2 separate regions of the Homo sapiens genome follow, and region 2 is linked to region 1. A link is an interaction called in ENCODE POLR2A ChIA-PET data of the cell type or tissue named here. Cell type or tissue: Caco-2. All regions are shown on one strand. Links, peaks and the distances in the headings refer to the core of each region. The heading gives the core; the rest is flanking DNA.

Region 1 (4,393 bases), core at 325-4,324:
CCCAGCTACTCAGGAGGCTGAGGCAGGAGAATCGCTTGAACCCGGGAGGTGCAGGTTGCAGTGAGCCGAGATTGTGCCATTGCACTCCAGCCTGGGCAACAGAGTGAGACTCTGTCTCAAAAAAAAAAAAAAAAAAAAAAAAAAAAGCTAAAGCCAAGAAAACTGAGCTGATTTCTTTTTTAAGAAAGTACACATTGGCCGGGTGCAGTGGCTCACGCCTGTAATCCCAGCACTTTGGGAGGCTGAGGCAGGTGGATCACGAGGTCAAGAGATAGAGACCATCCTGGCCAACATGGTGAAACCCCGTCTCTACTAAAACTACAAAAATTAGCCAGGCGTGGTGGTGCATGCCTGTAATCCTAGCTACTCAGAAGGCCGAGGCAGGAGAATCGCTTGAACCTGGAAGGTGGAGGTTGCAGTGAGCTGAGATCATACCACTGCACTCCAGCCTGGAGGACAGAGCGAGATTCCATCTCAGGAAAAAAAAAAAAGAAAAAAAAGAAAGTACATATTTGACTAAATGTAACTGGCTTAGTAATATAAAGGAAGCTAATGAAATTTAGAAGTTTCGACTTTTGAACATCTGACATCATGACCACATTTACATAATTCAAAACTGACATTCAATGGAACACAGAGACCTGGCCACAGCAGTTGCTTCAGGCTGGTGGACATTTTTTGTCATTCAGGGTGTCCATTCTGATTGGTTAGTGCCATGTAGTACTGGTTCTTGAATATATTTACTGTCACCCTTGACATAATTCAAATACTTATCACAAAATCAGAACTGTTGATTCAAAGTTTGGATTTTTTTTGAGACAGAGTCTTGCTCTGTAGCCCAGGCTGGAGTGCAGTGGTGCGATCTCAGCTCACTGCTGTATTTTTAGTAGAAACAGGGTCTCGCCATGTTGGCCAGACTGGTCTTGAAATCCTAGCCTTAGGTGATCCACCCACCTCGGCCTCCCAAAGTGCCGAGATTACAGGCGTGAGCCACCACGCCCGGCCTTTTCTTATGTTCACTTTCTTCCTCATATTCTGCTTGGTTTGAAGTTCTCTAACTCTGGAATAGGGCTGTCTTATACATTCACAAGCAAGGCCCCTTTTTGTTGCTAAATTATACATCATCTAAAAAAAATATACAGTAGTCCCTGCTTATCCGTGGGGAACACTACCAAAACCCCCATTGGATGCCTGAAACTGCAGATAATACCAAACCTGAGTAAGTTTCTGTACATGTTTCCCACCCCCAAAATTAAGGCTTTTTCCATCCTCACTAAGCATTTATCACGCTCTACGACCAAAAGTTTTGCAGTTTGTTTGAGCTGCGACAGGCAAACTAGCATGAATTTCTTTTTCCTTCTTCACAATTTCACAAATAGAAGATTTGTTCTTGGCTGAGCATGGTAGCTGACACCTGTAACCCTAGCATTTTGGGAGGCCAGGCAGGTGGATCGCTTGAGCCCAGGAGTTAGAGACCAGCCTGGGCAACATGGTGAAACCTAAACCCTGTCTCTACCAAAAATTAATTTTTAAAATATTAGCCAGCTGTGGTGGCACGTGCCTGTAGTCTCAGCTACTCAGGAGGCTGAGGTGGGAGGATACCTTAAGCCTGGGAGGCAGAGGTTGCAGAAAGCCGAGGTCCTGCCACTGAACTTCAGCCTGGGTGACAGCGAGACCCTGTCTCAAAAAAAAAGAAAAAAAAAAAAAAGATTCATGCTACCCATAGATCTTTGCTCTTTGCAACCTTACCGTATGATTTTTTTTCTATCCTTACACTTTTTTTTTTTTTTTTTTTTTGAGACGGAATTTTGCTCTTGTCCCCCAGGCTGGAGTGCAATGGCATGATCTTGGCTCACTGCAACCTCCACCTCCCGGGTTCAAGTGATTCTCCTGCCTCAGCCTCCCGAGTAGCTGGGATTACAGGCGTGCACCACCATGCCCAGCTAATATTTGTATTTTTAGTAGAGATGAGGTTTCACCATATTGGCCAGGATGGTCTTGATCCCCTGACCTTGTGATCCACCCTCCTTGGCCTCCCAAAGTGCTGGGATTACAGGTGTGAGCCACCATGTCCGGCCCATGGTAAGTACTTTTAAGATGGGAAAATTGACTTAAAGCTGAGGTTTTTATTGTGCACTGAAAGATTTTTTTCTACTTAGTCATGTGGCTTCTAGAGTAGCTCTGGAAGAATTGTAAAGCAGGTAAAATTTGTACTTTTTCTCTGCCCACATACTATTCCTAACAGACCCTTATAAGTGGTTAACAATAGAGTAGAAAACAAAAAAACGAAGGTACCTAAAAGTGTTATATCCAGAAGTGTGTGAAACATTTTTAGTTCTTTTCTCCCCCATCCTCTAATAAAAATACAAAAAAAAAAAAATTAGCTGGGCATGGTGGCGCATGCCTGTAATTCCGGCTACTTGGGAGGCTGAGGCAGGAGAATCGCTTGAACCCAGGAGGCAGAGGTTATGGTGAGCTGAGATCACACCATTGCACTCCAGCCTGGGCAACAAGAGCGGAACTCCTTCTAAAAAAAAAAAAAAGAAAAAAGAAAGAAGAGTATGGGTTCAGGAGTGAAACGATACATATTCAAATCCTTGCTCCACCATATATTAACTGTGAGACCTCAGGCCAAGTGTCAACAACTCAGTTTTCTGGGTTGGGGATAATAATATTTCCTAACTCATAAGTTTGTTGAGATGACTCAATTAGCTAATACACATAAGGAACTTAAATGCAATGCCTGGAACATAACAAATGTAATCAAATTTTGCTTTTGCTTTTTTTTCATTGTAATCATTATCATGGGGGTGAATTAAGCTTCCAGAAGATGGTCATGAACTGTCTTAGGACAAGAGAGATTTTCCCCTAATGCATCTCACATCATTCCATGTAGGGAGCTACTTGTTTTAGTGATTGATTAAGCTGTCTCTGGTGACTTCTTTATAAAGGATGGCTTCATACTTGGGTGCCAAACTTCTGCTTAGTGCAGGCATGAAGCAAAAAGTCTGTTCCATCTCCTGTGTTCCCACTGCTCTGCTTTCAGATTGCTGGATGTATCATGTTGGATTCCAGAGAATGGGGCACATTTATCTTTGCTGATGATGGTTTCCTGATAGGGATTCTTTTACTCTTGTTCTCTTCCAAAGAATTATATAGCTTTTTGAAAAATGACACATTGTATACATTTAAACAATACAGAAAGGGACTTTAAAGCAGTAAAAGACATATGAAATGCCACTAGAGATGTGCTCAAGGGCTTAGTCTTTGGACCTCTTCCCAACTCTTGAGCTGACTTCATCCAACCACATGTTTTTCAATACCTTCTTTATGGTGGGGGCTTCTACATGTATAGCATTACCTAAGGCTTCTCAGTTTATATGAGCTCCAGGTTCATATATCCTCCTGCCTTCTTGACATCTTCACTTGAGTGTTTCATAGACATCACCAACTTAACACGTCCCAAAGTGCTCTCACCCCTTCCAAAATATCTACCTATTCTACCGTTAATGGTAATTCTATGCTACGACAAAAATACTCATATCTTCCTTGATTCTTCCCTTTCTCTCAACCCCTACCCATCCAGGCTGGAGTGCAGTGGTGCAATCTTGGCTCACTGCAACCTTTGCCTCCTGGGTTCAAGTGATTCTCGTGCCTCAGCCTCCCAAATAGCAGGAATTACAGGCACACGCCACCTCGCCCAGCTGATTTTTTTATTTTTAGTAAAGACAGGGTTTCACCATGTTGGCCAGGCGGTCTTCAACTCCTGACCTCAAGTGATCCACCTGTCTCGGCCTCCCAAAGTGCTGGGGTTACAGACATGAGCCACTGCACCTGGCCTCCAGTGCCTTTTCATTTCTTTTTTTTTTTCTTTGAGATAGAGTCTCACTCTGTCACCCACACTGGAGTGCAGTGGCTCAATTTCAGCTCACTGCAACCTCTGCCTCCTGGGTTCAAGCAATTCTCCTGCCTCAGCCTCCTGAGTAGCTGGGATTACAGGCGACTGCCACCACACCCAGCTAATTTTTTATATTTTTGGTAGAGATGGGGTTTCACCATGTTGGCCAGGCTGGTCTCGAACTCCTGACCTCAAGTGATCCACCCATCTCCACCTCCCAAAGTGCTGGCATTACAGACGTGAGCCACCACACTTGGCCATATTTCACTTAGAATAATAGGCAAAGTCTTTCCCACAACCCATACCTTCCCTCCCCATCACTCTGACTTCATTCCCCCCAACCTTCCTCCTTGTTTACTCTGCCTTAGCCACACTGGCCACTTTATGCTTCTTCAAATGCCCAAGAACATTCCAACGTCAGGGCCTTTGTATCTCCTTCCGGTATTCTGTGTTCTCTAGATATCTGCCTCGTTCCTCCCTTACTTCCTGGAAGTC
Region 2 (4,393 bases), core at 151-4,150, 62 kb before region 1:
TTGCAATGAGCCGAGATAACGCCCCTGCATTCCAGCTTGAGCGACAGAGGAAGACTCCCTCTCAAAAAAAAAAAAAAAAAATTTTGGCCGGGCACGGTGGTTCACACCTGTAATCGCAGCACTTTGGGAGGCCGAGGCGGGTGGATCACGAGGTCAGGAGATAGAGACCATCCTGGCTAACACGGTGAAACCCCGTCTCTACTAAAAATACAAAAAAAATTAGCCGGGCTTGGTGGCGGGCGCCTGTAGTCCCAGCTACTGGGGAGGCTGAGGCAGGAGAATGGTGTGAACCCGGGAGGCGGAGCTTGCAGTGAGCCGAGATCGCGCCCCTGCCCTCCAGCCTGGGTGACAGAGGGAGACTCTGTCTCACAGACTGAAAAAAGATAAGCTAAAAGTATCATTGAGCCCCACCTAACTAAAAGCGCTAAAGGTGACATGATTCTTTTTTTTTTTTTTTTTTTTTTTTTTTTTTTTGAGACGGAGTTTCTCTCTTGTTGCCCAGGCTGGAGTGCAATGGCGCGATCTCAGCTCACTGCAACCTCCACCTCCCGGGTTAAAGCGATTCTCCTGTCGCAGCCTTACAAGTACCAAGTAGCTGGGATTACAGGCATCCACCACCAAGTCCAGCTAATTTTTTTTTTTTTTTTTTTTTTTTTTGAGACGGAGTCTCTCTCTGTCGCCCAGGGTGGAGTGCAGTGGCTCAATCTCAGCTCACTCCAACCTCCGCCTCCCGGGTTCAAGCGATTCTGCTGCCTCAGCCTCCTGAGTAGCTGCTACAGGCCTGCACCACCACGCCTGGCTATTTTTAGTAAAGATGAGGTTTCACCGTGTTGGTCAGGCTAGTCTCAAACCCCTGACCTCATGATCCGCCCGCCTCAGCCTCCTAAAGTGCTGGGATTAAAGGCGTGGGACACCACGCTTGGCCGATTTTTTGTATTTTTAGTAGTGATGAGGTTTCACCATGTTGGCCAGGCTGGTTTCGAACTCCTGACCTCAAGTGATCTGCCGGCTTCGGCCTCCCAGGGTGCTAGGATTACAGGCGTGCGCCACCATGCCCAGCCGACATGATTCATTTATTCGTTTAGAAAAATTGCTTTCTACTCGGGAGTTGTAAAGATTTAGCAATCATCACCTGTGTCCTGGGCTTTAACAAAACCTACCTGTCTATTTAGATCCTGTAATATATCAACTGTGAATTGTACCCCAACAAGCCAATTATTCGAAACAGTATCTCTGAGGGAATTAAAAAACACAATATTATCTCTGTCCCTGGCTGAACAGACAAGTTTCATTCAGAAGCTAAACATACTGAAAAATAAACACTGTTTCCCTTGAAAATCCAGTTTTGCTGTTGGGACAAATGTTAACACATTACATTTCTTTGGTAACTAACCAGGTACTTTTTTTGTGTAAATGACTATAACTAGTAGCTGTAACTAAAACCAGACACAGTGTTTGAGCCCAATAAAATAAGAATCTATAACAGGCCTGCAAGCCTTAATCAGCCAACCTGTTTTGTGTACAGCCTCTCCAGCTAAGAATGATTTTTATATTGTTAAAAGGTTAAAAAGCAGGAAGGGGCTGGGCGCGGTGGCTCACGCCTGTAATCCCAGCACTTTGGGAGGGTGAGGCGGGCGGATCACGAGGTTAGGAGATGGAGACCATCCTGGCTAACACAGTGAAACCCCGTCTCCGCTAAAAAATACAAAAAAAAATTAGCTGGGCGTGGTGCGGGCGCCTGTAGTCCCAGCTGCTTGGGAGGCTGAGGCAGGAGAATGGCGTGAACCTGGGAGGCGGAGCTTGCAGTGAGCCGAGAATGCGCCACTGCACTCCAGCCTGGGTGACAGAGTGAGACTCCCTCTCAAAAAAAAAAAAAAAAAAAAAAAAAGCAGGAAGGGGAGGAGCATGAATGTGTGACAGTGACTTTATGTTGCCCACAAATCCCAAAATATTTACTATGTGGTCCTTTATAGAAAAAGTTTGCTCACCTGTAATCCCAGCATTTTGGGAGGGTAAGGCAGGGGGATCACTTGAGGTCAGGAGTTCGAGACCAGCCTGGTCAACATTGCGAAAATCTGTCTCTATTAAAAATACAAAAATTAGCCAGGTGTGGTGGTGCACTGTAATCCCAGCTACTCAGGAGGCTGAGGCAGGAGAATCACTTGAACCTGGGAGGCAGAGGAGGCTGCAGTGAGCCGAGATTGTGCCACTGTACTCCAGGCTGGGAGACAGAGTGAGATCCTGTCTGAAAAAAAAAAAAAAGTTTGCTGACTTCTGCATAAAAGTACTACACATTGTGTAAGAGAAAGAAGGGAAAGATGATGGGCATAGAGTTATTTCCTTTGTTTTAACTATTAACATTTAGACTAAAGAATATACAATGAAACAAAAAAAGAAAAAGAAGAAAAACAATAAAAAAAAGAATATACAAGGATATAGGAACTGCTCTGGACATCTTCCTAAAGCCTAGGAAAAAAAAATCAAGATCACTTGTTAAAGAACCCATGAAACAAGTCTTCAGAAAACTAATTAATGTCACTAATTAGGGCTATATACAAATATTAACTTATCTTTGTGGCATTTTACAGTTTACAAAGCACCTATAAACACATTATCTCAATTTCAGGCTGACATTTCTGTGAAGCAGCTGCAGGTCAAAAATCATTTTTTTGTTTTTGTTTTTGTTTTGTTTTGCCTGAGACAGGGTCTCGCTCTGTTGTGCAGGCTGAAGTGCAGTGGTGCAATCATGGCTCACTGCAGCCATGATCTTGGGCCCAGATGATCCTCCCACATCAGCCTCCTGAGTAGCTGGGACTATAGGCACATGCCATGCCACCATACCTGGGTAATTTCTTATATTTATTTGGTAGAGATGGGGTTTTGCCATGCTGCCCGGTCTGGCATTATCAGGTCAGGTTTTTTCGGGTTTTCTTTTGTTTTTGTTTTTTTGTTGTTGTTTTGTTTTTTGTTTTGTTTTTTGAGACAGAGTCTCACTCTGTCTCCTAGGCTGGAGTGCAATGGCATAATCTTGGATCACTGCAACCTCCACCTCCCAGGTTCAAGTGACTTTCCTGCCTTAGCCTTCCAGGTAGCTGGGATTTACAGGCATGCACCACCACACCCGGCTAATTTTTGTATTTTTATTAGAGAAAGAGTTTCACCATGTTGGCCAGGCTGGTCTTGAACTCCTGATCTCAAGTGATCCATGCACCTCAGCCTCCCAAAGTGCTGGGATTACAACAGGTGTGAGCCACCGCACCCGGCTATTGTCAGTTTTTATAGGAGGAAAGTGAAGCTTAAAGCTATGAAGTGACCAATCTAAGGTCAACAGCTATAAATGCCAGGATCAGATCTTGAACCCAGACTTTGACACTGAACATCATATATTTTCTTTTCATTTATTTATTTTTTATTTTAAGACATGGTTTCACTCTGTCATCAGGCTGAAGTGCAAGGGTACTATCACAGCTCCCTGCAGCCTCAAACTGCTGGGTTCCCATCTCATCCTCCTAAGTAGCTTGGACTACAGGTACATGCCACCATGCCTGGCTAATTTTTAAAAAACATTTTTGTAGAGACAGGATCTCACTATGTTGCCCAGACTGGTCTCAAACTCCTGGCCTCAAGTGATTCTCTCACCTCAGCCTCCCAAAGGCATGAGCCACCTCGCTTGGCCCGATTATATACTTCCTGTATATCCATGTTTCCATAATAATTTCCAGCCCTGTTTTACTTTCAATTTGTGTATATGGAGTTTATCAATACATGAAAATAAAATGCATTAAATCACAGTTATTACTGTGATTTGGGTTCATATATAAGATCAAAAAATTTTCAAATCAGGTTTTTACATTTATCATCATTGTAATCATCTAGAAAACTTAATTTTTCCTTAAATGAACTCAAAGCCATGAAAACTTGTAACTCTAGATTCTAAATATAAACACAAAAGTTTAAACATTGTCCTTTAAAATATCAGATTTTTATCAAGACTGTATGATAGTGGCATAAGGATAGGCATATAGGTCAATGGAATAGAACTGAGAGTCCAGAAATAAACCCATGCATTTATAACCAATTGATTCTCAACAAGGATACCAAGACAATTCAAAGGGGGAAAGAACAGTCTTTACAACAAATGGTGCTAAGAAAACTGGATAACTGCATGCAAAAGAATAAAATTGCCCCCCACCCCGGCCTCACACCATATGCAAAAACTAACTCAAAATGGAGTGAAGACCTAAATGTAGGAGCTAAAAAACTCCTAAGAGAAAACATAGGTGTAAATTTTCATGACTAGGCGGTGATAGTTTCGTAGACATGGCATCCAAACCACAAGCAATGAAGGAAAAAATAAATTAGACTTCATATAAATCAAAAACTTTGTGCTTCA

The links. ChIA-PET counts read pairs that join two places held together with the same protein. Peaks named below come from ENCODE experiments on the same cell type or tissue, not always from the same donor. Only the 100,000 strongest peaks of a DNase experiment are listed, where the experiment ranks them.
Region 2: POLR2A ChIA-PET joins it to region 1 with 9 read pairs; 18 of 35 experiments call an interaction of 5 or more read pairs at or near these places.

The regions. Positions count from the first base shown.
Region 1 is chr16:71,826,825-71,831,217 of GRCh38, reverse strand. No RefSeq gene overlaps it. Among named protein-coding and RNA genes, the nearest start is that of ATXN1L, 17 kb to the left of the region's middle. In Caco-2, for the core only: no CTCF peak of the experiment used is centred there; no DNase peak of the experiment used is centred there.
Region 2 is chr16:71,888,260-71,892,652 of GRCh38, reverse strand. It overlaps a transcript of ZNF821 not described here. Among named protein-coding and RNA genes, the nearest start is that of IST1, 5.1 kb to the left of the region's middle. In Caco-2, for the core only: no CTCF peak of the experiment used is centred there; a DNase peak (open chromatin) is centred at 1,782.